2 separate regions of the Homo sapiens genome follow, and region 2 is linked to region 1. Evidence: read pairs that join two places in POLR2A ChIA-PET (ENCODE). Cell type or tissue: B cell. All regions are shown on one strand. Each heading gives the region's core, and the rest is flanking DNA. Links, peaks and the distances in the headings are about the cores only. Region 1 overlaps DEPDC5 (DEP domain containing 5, GATOR1 subcomplex subunit). Region 2 overlaps DEPDC5 (DEP domain containing 5, GATOR1 subcomplex subunit).

Region 1 (5,380 bases), core at 381-5,380:
ATGTGATTACTTCTCATTGAGTAACAAAAGTGTCAGAATTTAAGATAAGAAAAGTGTTGCAAATTGGGTTCTCAGGGAAGCGGACTGAGATGGGGTGTAGCATATAGGATGCTTATTAAGGAGAGCCCTTGGGCACAACACCTGTGGGAGAGATGGGGAAGAAACCGGAGTGGGTGCCAAGAGAAGCTGGACTACAGCCCAGACCCAGTGACAGCCTCAGGAGATCCCACTGGAACAGCCCTCAGAGATGTGCTGAGTTGGGCCAACGCGCACACACACACACACACACACACACACACACACACTTCATTGCCTATGACACACACACACACACTTCATTGCCTATGACACACACACACACACACACACTTCATTGCCTATGGCAGCCCATGCAGCTGGGGCTGTCCCTGAAGGGGCCAACAACTGAGACAGAGCCTCCTAGACAGCCCTCTCAGTGCTGGGACAACAACAAGGCCATGGTGGAGGGGGCTGGGACCTGCCTCGCACTGTCCATCACAAGAAGTAATATATATTATAGTAATAATGAAGCACTTAAGACTTCAGTGTGAGCCTTCTGAAACCTAACAATAAAACAGTGATATATTAAAGCAACATAATTTAATCTAAAATAAAGTGTAGTTAATTTTAGAACAGAAAAAAATTAGGAAAATAAACATGAAAATATTCATTCATGTACATCAGAACCGAGATGGGGTGAGATGTCGTAAGGATACTGTATTTGTCTTGCGTTATGAGATAATGTCTGTTAGTTTGGTTTGGAGGGTGATGTAGCTATGTACATTTGAAAGATTAACCTATAAATCCCTTCAAAATGTATAGAGAATTAACACATCTTCTCCTGTTTTATGCTGCATGTTAATGCAGTTTTTTGTTTGTTTGTTTGTTTGTTTGTTTGTTTTGTCGCACAGGCTGGAGTGCAGTGGCACCATCTCAGCTCACTGCGACCTCTGCCTCCTGAGTTCAAGTGATTCTCGTGCCTTAGCCTCCCGAGTAGCTGCGACTGTAGGCGTGCACTGCCACACCGGGCTAATTTTTTGTATTTTTAGTAGAGATGGGGTTTCACCATGTTGACCAGGCTGGTCTCAAACCCCTGACCTCAGATGATCCACCCACCTTGGCTTACCAAAGTGCGGGGTTTACAGGCATGAGCCACCACACAGTCTTAACATTCAGAATGTGCTTTTGCTGGTATATTAAATAAAAATTGAGAAAAAAGTACTTTTACAAGAATTTTAAAAATGGTGTTCACAGACAGTCACTCAAACCATGTCAGTCCCCTTTTTAAGGTCATATATAAGCACCAGATGCTGCCAGAATGCTTTTAAAGTTGGGCTATTTTCTGATTTACTGTGGAGGACTGGTGATTGTTCAGCACAATGAATGAAATTAAGGGTATCATGAAGGTCTGGAAAGGGAAACAAGGCAGAAGTGTGTGTTTCAAAGATGACAGCAACAGAGCTGTCTGCATCTTGGCCGACATGGATCCTTCACCAGGGAGCTCTGAGCAAGCTGCTGTCATGTGCTTTTCCTCCTTTCAGGTGCCTGGGAGAACAGCAGGCAGCTGTGCATGGTGGGAAGAGCTCCGCCCAGTCAGCCGAGAGCAGCAGCGTTGCCATGACTCCCACCTACATGGACAGCCCACGAAAGGTAAAGGAAGCCGCGGTAGCAGGGAGCTGTTCTGTGCTCTCAGAGACTCAGTGTGGAGGGTAAAACAGATCGCCCTTCAGATCCGGGATTGCATGTGCAGAGGCTTTGGATGAATTCTACCCTGAACCCTTTAAAGGTTCTATTACTGTTACTACTTTTATATAGGGACTTTCTTATTCACAGTTGTAAGGAAGCTAACTTCTAGTTAAATCCGGATATAAAACGGTCAGTCATGCTTGTAATCCCAGCACTTTGGGAGGCCGAGGCTGGAGGATCACTTGAGCCCAGGAGTTTGAGACCAGCATACGCAACATAAGGAGACACCATTTCTTAAAAAAATTAAAAATAAAATTAGCTAGATGTGGTGGTGTGTACCTGTAGTCTCAGCTACTCAGAAGGCTGAGGTGAGGGGATCCCTAGAGCCCAGGAGGTTGAGGTTGAAGTGAGCCATGATCACACGACTGCGCTCCAGCCTTGGGTGACGCAGTGAGACCCTGCCTCAAAAAAATAAAATACAACAGTTAAGCTAAACCTCTTTGGTTCAATGCCCAAGATCTGGCCTGAGCTTTGTATTTGGCCGTCTGGTTTTCCTTCACCCTCATCTTTAGCTTTCCCAGAGGGGAATAGAAAGCTACTGAAGTAGCTTCCACCAGAGCTCGCTCTTCTTTGATAATGAAATTCCCATCAGTTTTCTCAGACTGCTGAGAAATACAGTCAAATGGGAGTATCCTGGGGTGGGGGGAAAATACAGAAAACCTGAGACTTTAGGCCTCTATCAGGAACAAGTACAATAAAGAAGCCAAAAACTCCATGGGTCTTTTAAGACCAATAGACTTGGCTCTGTCAGCTCCTTCTGGGAAATTCAGATTCAGATCATTCTGTTGTGATAGGACAAGCTGACTGTACTTACCTCTCTCTTGTCCCTATCACTGGGAGATGAAGGAGATTCAATACATATATGTTATTTTTCAAAATTGTGGTCAAATGGTATATCTGTGTTTATTTTACCTCCATATCATGAAAATTTCTCATGTCATTAAATGTTTTACAAAAGCATGATTTTTAAAAATAATTATATACTTTTTTCTTTCGTTTTTTTTCCCCTAAGCAACCCCAAAGAAAAAAATAGCTATATATCATTTTATCATATGAATATGCCTTAATTTATAACTTCTTTTGGTTAAAATTGTAGATGGTGATTTTTAAATGATTTTTGGTATTTTTCTATAAACTTTAAGAATTATTCTACAGTATACCACAGTTATAATGTTGCAGTGAATATGCTTGGAATAATCATTTGACCACACCACTGATAATTCCTTAGCATAAATACTGTAATTACACTACATGGGTAGAGGGATAAAAATCTGAGAAGAAGTATCAGCCAAGGCTGTGGGCAACTTGTAAACCAAACGTTGGCAAACCTAAATACATATTTTAGACTTTGTGGCCAAGAGGCAAAGCAAAGCTATTGTGTAAGTATAGTATTTCCATAACTATTTAAAGTTGTAAAAACCATTCCTTTGTTTTTTTTTTTTTTTTTTTTTTTTTTTTTGAGACGGAGTCTCACTCTGTTGCCCAGGCTGGAGTGCAGTGGCGCGATCTCGGCTCACTGCAAGCTTTGCCTCCTGGGTTCACGCCATTCTCCTGCCTCAGCCTCCCAAGTAGCTGGGACTACAGGCGCCCGCCACCACGCCCAGCTAATTTTTTGTATTTTTTAGTAGAAACAAGGTTTCACTGTGTTAGCCAGGATGGTCTTGATCTCCTGACCTCGTGATCCGCCTGCCTCTGTCTCCCAAAGTGTTGGGATTACAGGCGTGAGCCACTGCGCCCGGCTTTTTTTTTTTTTTTTGAGACAGTCTTGCTCTGTCACCCAGGCTGAAGTGCAGTGGCACAGTCTTGGCTCACTGCAACTGCAACCTCAGCCTCCCGGGTTCAAGCAATTCTCCTGCCTCAGCCTCCCCAGTAGCTGGGATTACAGGCGTGCACCACCATGGCCAGCTAATTTTTTTTATTTTTAGTAGAGACAGGGTTTCACCGTGTTGGCCAGGTTGGTCCCAAACTCCTGACCTCAAGTGATCCACCCACCTCAGCCTCCCAAAGTGCTGGGATTACAGGCGTGAGCCACCATGCGCAGCCGTAAAAACCATTCTTAGCTCACTGGCTGTAAAAAAATCAGAGGGCTGGCCAGATTTGGCCTGCAAGCTGTAGTTTACCAACTGCTGCTCTAGGGAGTGGCATTAGGTACCAAGGACAGTCTGTGTGTAAGGAATGATCTGCTGACCATGAGTCTTTTCACCTGAACTCCTTCACATGTACATAAACCTCAACACCATCAGCACCTCTGCTTCTATATGTTCTGGCAGTTAGAAGGGACACAGTGGAACAATGAGATAAAATTACCCTGTGTGCTGTCCACCAGGTTTTGCCTCTACTCATTGCCATCTTTGAGGGTCAGAAACAGTGCTGAGGACATGACTGAAAAGCAGAGAAATTATAGTCGCAAATATATTAGATTGCTGTTTAGAACCCTCTCCTGATTGTCCAGGTGAACGCTAAAATCCACATGCATGACCCATCAGTAGGGCTGGAAGTAAACTCCTGAATAGTCAGGGGAAACAAAATGCTATGAGATGGCCAAAGCAGAGAGCCCTGCTGACATGCTCAGAAATGCCCAACTGTTTCCCCAAGGAACACTTCATGTTAGAATGCGTTGGGGGTACCTGCATCAGCATCTCCGCAGCCACAAGTTTCCAAGGTTTCGTATTGGAGTTTGCAGTCACTTACGGGAAGTGGCAGCAGTATCAATAAAATGGGCACCCAAATATTTCAGTTATTCTACCTTTGGAATTGAGGAAAAGTTCCAGAAAAGCAGAGAACTTGAGATGTGTCAAGTGCCATTCCTGAATTTCTATGATAACCAGACATAAAAAGTAAAAAGATTCCGAAAGGAAAGAGGGTACTACTTAAGAATGATGGAAGGAGGGGTCATTGAAAAAGTCCTCCGTGTCATTTTTGTTTCACAGACATGGCTGCTTGAATTCCACAAGGGTAGGGTAGGGAGGGAATGACAGCTTTAGAAAGCCCCTCACAATGTGAGTGCTTGTGTATCTGACATTATATATGTCTTAGCTTGCTGATGATTTTGTTACACAACCAGTGGAGGAGAAGGTATGGCTGCTTCTGTATCCCCTGTTTGCTAAAAAAAAACTAAGCAAGAACTTACCCTGCCTTGAATCCTCTCCTCCCATCTGGCTGCCCATGTTTAGTAACAGGCAGAAAAAACCTCCTGGCTCAATGTATCTCTCCAAGAGGGCGACTGGTCACCCAGCCAGGTGGGAGGCCAGGATGTTGCCACCAAAGCCCTTACCCTGCAGCCCCACCAAGCTGCTCTGCGGCCTTTTCATCTTCCTTGGCATAGGTCTGAAGGAATTTCAGAGCTATGTGGGAGGGTGAGAGCATCCAAGCCACACTCTGATGAGACCTGAGAGAGCTTGGACACACCTTCCAACCTGGGTGCTTTCTCCCACACAGATGGGATATTCTGCCCAGGAAGGTGTGAGTTTCTGCTAATGCTTCGCATTTGGATATTGTCTTTCTGGGTGGCGCTCTCTCTCTCTCTCTCTTTTTTTTTTTTTTTAATTTTCCCTATCCTCTTCATATGTCCTTGTTTCTCTCCTTCCCTCCTTGTTTTTATTTTTATTTTTTGTTT
Region 2 (5,380 bases), core at 316-5,315, 66 kb before region 1:
AGTCTCTGAGGCTCCATTTCTTCAGCTGCAAAATGGAGATAATAATAGACCCTCTCACCACATCACTTATGAGTTGAGACACTCCATGCCCATATCAGCCCATTGTGAGCCCGTTGTGTTTTCCTGTATATCACTTGCACTAAAATTAGATAAGGGTGCTGATTTTGGAGCTCTTGGACTCCCGTGAATTAATTGGCAGTCAGTGAAGGTCTGCTGTTTCCTAGCACTCTGCTCTGGGTACTGTGGCTTGTATTTAGGAATTTCTGTCCACTTGAGATACATCCATGAAATGTACATTATATTATGTGCCTTATATAGTGAGTGTTGAATTCTGTAGTCACTAAGCATACTTAAGATAAAGATGGGGTTGGTCAGTATAGGCTGTTGTCTTCAGAGACCCAGGAGGAACTGAAACTGCGCTTGCTAGCTAACTGTTGCAAGCCACTTTTGATGTTCATCTGTAAACACCCTACTTCTAGGATATTGATCTCCAGACTCCATGGAAATGTTTATTCTCATTAGTCCCTGTCCCTGTCCAAAGGTAGTTCTTTGCCTTGGCTTATACCGCTGAGTCCAGAGCAAACCCCACCCTCATCCTATGAGACTAGTAGGGTGTGGGAGTGCCTTTGATTCTTAAATCCACCACCATGGGTGCTGTTCTTGTTCCCTAGACCACAATTCTGCAGAAATTAAAAAACACTGTAGGCCTGGCATTGTGGCTCACGCCTGTAATCCCAGCACTTTGCCAAGGCAAGTGGATCACTTGAGCCCAGCCTGGGGATTATGATGAAACCCTATCTCTCTTTTTTTTTTTCTTTTTTTTTTTTTTTTTGAGACGGAGTCTCGCTCCGTCGCCCAGGCTGGAGTGCAATGGCACAGTCTTGGCTCACTGCAGTCTCCACCCCCTGGGTTCAAGTGATTATCCTACCTCAGCCTCCTGAGTAGCTGCAATTTCAGGCGCGTGCCACATTGCCTGGGTAATTTTCCTACTTTTAGTAGAGATGGAGTTTCGCCATGTTGGCCAGGCTGGTCTCGAACTCCTGACCTCAGGTGATCCACCCGCCTCAGCCTCCCAAAGCACCGGGATTGCAGGTTTGAGCCACCACGCCCAGCCGAAACCCTGTCTTTATAAAAAATGCAAAAATTATCTGGGCCTGGTGACGCGTGTCTGTAGTCCAGCTACTCGGGAACTGGGAGACAGTCACCATTACTTAATGCTGATTTGCAGTTTTCCAATCACTTTCCACATTCCTGGCACTTTAGATAACTTTCCTAAAGTCACATAGTGGCAAGTTTCAGGTTCAGGACTCCATCTAGGGCTTCTGACTCCCAGCAGTGCTCTGTCCCCTGCACTGCAGCCTATAATTACCTGAAGCTATTCAATACTGTGCACTGCTGCTGAGCCACCTGGATTAAGAATATTATGTGCAGCTGGGCCTCACACCTGTAATCCCAGCACTTTGGGAGGCCGAGGCAAGCAGATCACTTGAGGCCATGAGTTCGAGACCAGCCTGGCCAACATGGTGAAACCCTGTCTCTACTAAAAATACAAAAATTACCCAGGTGGCCCACCTGTAATCCTAGCTACTCTGGAGGCTGAGGCAGGAGAATTGCTTGAACCTGGGAGGTGGAGGCTGCAATGAGCCGAGATTGTGCCACTGCACTCCAGCCTGGGCAACTGAATGAGACTGCCTCAAAAAAAAAAAAAAAAAAGGGCTGGGCACAGTGGCTCACACCTGTAATCCCAGCACTTTGGGAGGCCAAGGCAGGCGGATCACGAGGTCAGGAGATCGAGACCATCTTGGCCAACATGGTGAAACCGCATCTCTACTAAAAATACAAAAATTAGCTGGGCATGGTGGCGTGCGTCTGTAGTCCCAGCTACTTGGGAGGCTGAGGCAGGAGAATTGCTTGAACCCAGGAGGCGGAGGTTGCAGTGAGCCAAGATAGCGCCACTGCACTCCAGCCTGGTGGCAGAGTAAGACTCCGTCTCAAAAAAAAAAAAAAAAAAAAAAAAAAGAATATTATATGCATGCAGTCTGCTTCATAGTGAAGTAAATGAAACAAACTTCAACCCTGTTGTTCTCTACTCATGCTTAGGAGAAGAACTGTAGTCATGAAGTGACAGTGGTCCTGTTTTCTAGAACTTTCTATGATGCAAAATCTGTTGGTGAGTAACTATTTCTCTCCTACAGTTATGTTTTTGTTAAGCTTCCCCCAACCCCACCCCAGCCATTTCCTTTCATTTTTTTCCTCGTTGCACTTTTCCACCCTTCCCATCTTTTCTGTTATGGGGACAGTGTAAAAGGGAAAGTAGCACAGTCCGTTAGTGGATGCAAGAGGTCTGTGGGCTGTGATTCATCTTAAAACCAACTTAATAGATAGACAGTTGGCTGGGTGCAGTGGCTCACGCCTGTAATCCCACGACTTTGGGAGGCTGAGGTGGGCGGATCACCTGAGGTCAGGAGTTGAAAACCAGCCTGGCCAACATGGTGAAACCCCATCTCTACTAAAAATACAAAAATTAGCCAGGTGTGGTGGCATGCACCTGTAGTCCCAGCTACCCAGGAGGCTGAGAAAGGAGAGTCGCTTGAATTCAGGAGGTAGAGGTTGCAGTGAGCTGAGATCTTACCACTGCACTCCAGTCTGGGTGACAGAGTGAGACCTTGTCTCAAAAAAAAAAAAAAAAAAAAAAAAAAAGACAGTTATCTTTATTTTTTTGTGATGCAAATCTTTAACCCAGAAGAGGAAGCTGACAAAACTGAATTTCTCTTCTCAGCCTGAACTACATACTCCGTTTTCTCTATTTCAGATGAATTTCCTGAAATAAACCGAGCCTCAATTCGACAGGATCACAAGGGGAGATTCTATGAAGACTTTTACAAGTATGTTTGGGTGCTTTGCTATACTTTTTATTTATTTATTAGTTGTTTCTTTCCTAACTTAAAAATAAGTCAGCCTGGGCAACATGGCGAAACCCTGTCTCTACCAAAAATACAAAAAATTCGCCTCTTGTGGTCCCAGCTACTTGGGAGGCTGAGGTGGGAGGATCACTTGAGCCTGGGAGGTGGAGGTTGCAGTGAGCTGAGATCACACCACTGCACACCAACCTGGGAGAGAGTGAGACCCTGTCTCCAAAATAAATAAATAAATAAATAAATAAATAAACCTTTTAATTTTGTAATTGTAATGATTTTAGATTTACAGAGAAGTTTCAAAGATAACACAGTTCCTGCATGGTCTTTGCTCTGTTTCCTCTAATATTAACATTTCATAACCAAGTTACATTTGTCAAAACTAGGTTAACATTGGTACATTACTATTAAGGAAATTCAGATGTTTTTTAGATTTTAGCACTCGTACTTGCCGTCTCCAAGATATCATGTTGCATTTAGACCTTCTAAATGTTTTATTGTGAAAAATTTCAACATTCAGAGAAGAAGAGCAAATAATATAATGAGCCCGTATACCCAATACCTGAATTTAACAGTTATTATTTTGTCATATTTGATTCATCTGTTTTTTTCAGTGCCATTGACTAAGTAAATTATCAATATTGTAATATTTTATTTCTATACATATTCAAAAAAGGCATTTTTATATCTGACCACAATATCATGATCATGTTTAACGTTATTATTATTATTATTATTTTTTGAGACACAATTTCACTCTCTCGCCCAGGCTGGAGTGCAGTGGTCATGTAAGCTGACTGCAAACTCCGCCTCCCAGGTTCAAGGGATTCTCGTTTCTCAGCCTCCCGAGTAGCTGGGACTACAGGCGCCCGTGACCACGCCTGGCTAATTTTTTTGTATTTTTAGTAGAGATGGGGTTCGCCATGTTGGCCAGCCTGGTCTCAAATCCTGACCTCAGCTGATCCACCCACCTCGGCCTCCCAAAATGCTGGGATTACAGGCGGGAGCCACCATGCCTGGCTGACACCACTATCTAATTGAGATGATTATCAGATAGTAATAGTTACTGTTTTTACGGGACTTAGCATGAATGGGTTACTCTTCTAAGCACTTTACATGACTTGATTTATTTAAATATCACAGCATCCCTGTGGGATAGATACTGTTACCCCATTTTACAGATGTGGAAATTTGGACACAGAGTTTCAGTAACTTATCCAAAGTCCACACAATATTAAGTGGTGGAGCATGGACCTGACACAGTCAATCTAGTTCAGAGTCGATGCTTTTTGACCACTGTATTCCTCAACCTCATACAGATTATACTTTAAATTATTTGTTGATCTTTTGTTGGATCCTGTACCCCTAGGAGAATTTTATGAGAGTGATGGGCCATCTGCTGTACTGACACCTCCACTCATCCCCTTATGCAGATGAATTCTGCATTCCTCTAATTCAGTGAATTCCAGGAACCATGAGAGCTCTTCTGACTTAACAGTATATGCAGTTTTATCTGTATAATGAATATGAATTAATTTGAGCATGATCAGTTATACAAAATACTATATAAAGCATGAATATGAATATATGAATTATGAATGTAGATTTATAGGTGTATATGACTATATATTTTTAATATATGAAAGTTTATGTCATTAAAAAGTCATCCTCAACGTTTTTTAGATTGAGAGAAACTGGTTATCTTTTTCTTACTGCAAAAACAATACAGGTTCATTTTAGGAAAATCACAAAATAGGCCAGGCGTGGTGGCTGATACCTATAATCCCAGCACTTTGAGAGGCCAAGCCAGGCACATTGCCTGAGCTCAGGAGTTTGAAACCAGCCAGTGCACCATGGAAAACCCTGTCTCTACAAAAAAATACCATAACTTAGCTGGGTGCAGTGGTGCGCGCCTGTAGTTTCAGCTATTTGGGAGGCTGAGGTGGGAGGATCACTTGAGCCTGGGAAGTTGAGGCTGCAGTGAGCCAAGATCATGCCACTGCACTTTAGCCTGGGTGACATAGTGAGACCCTGTCTCAAAAAAAACAAAACAACAACAACAAAAGCACACCAGTATAGTTTAGTAGAGAGGAATTCAAAGCACACTCAATTCCATCTACCAAATATAGTCTTCATTACTTTGGTGAATCAACCCCTATTATCTGTATTTAGGAGAAAAATTAGTTTTCATAGAGATGTGATCACACATTCCATGTGATTTTTTTTTTTTTTTTTTTTTTTGAGATGGAGTATCACTCTGTTGCCCAGGCTGGAGTGCACTAGCGTGATCTCAGCTCACTGCAACTTCCGCCTCCCTAGTACAAGCAATTCCCTGCCTCAGCCTCCGGAGTAGCTGGGATTGCAGGCATCTGCCATCACACCTGGCTAATTTTTTTATTTTTAGTAGAGACGGGGTTTCACCATCTTGGCCAGGCTGGTCTTGAACTCCTGACCTCAGGTGATCC

What was found. Peaks named below come from ENCODE experiments on the same cell type or tissue, not always from the same donor. Only the 100,000 strongest peaks of a DNase experiment are listed, where the experiment ranks them.
Region 2: POLR2A ChIA-PET joins it to region 1 with 11 read pairs; 8 of 35 experiments call an interaction of 5 or more read pairs at or near these places.

Annotation. Positions count from the first base shown.
Region 1 is chr22:31,855,886-31,861,265 of GRCh38, forward strand. It overlaps DEPDC5 (DEP domain containing 5, GATOR1 subcomplex subunit), which reads left to right. Exons shown (of 43, transcript NM_001242896.3): 32 at 1,560-1,668. Among named protein-coding and RNA genes, the nearest start is that of YWHAH, 86 kb to the right of the region's middle. In B cell, for the core only: no CTCF peak of the experiment used is centred there; no DNase peak of the experiment used is centred there.
Region 2 is chr22:31,789,933-31,795,312 of GRCh38, forward strand. DEPDC5 (DEP domain containing 5, GATOR1 subcomplex subunit) reads left to right here. Exons shown (of 43, transcript NM_001242896.3): 11 at 2,101-2,170; 12 at 2,813-2,885. Among named protein-coding and RNA genes, the nearest start is that of DEPDC5, 39 kb to the left of the region's middle. RefSeq lists an enhancer at 623-682. In B cell, for the core only: no CTCF peak of the experiment used is centred there; DNase peaks (open chromatin) are centred at 419 and 2,909; H3K4me3 peaks cover 1,075 bases; H3K27ac peaks cover 1,417 bases.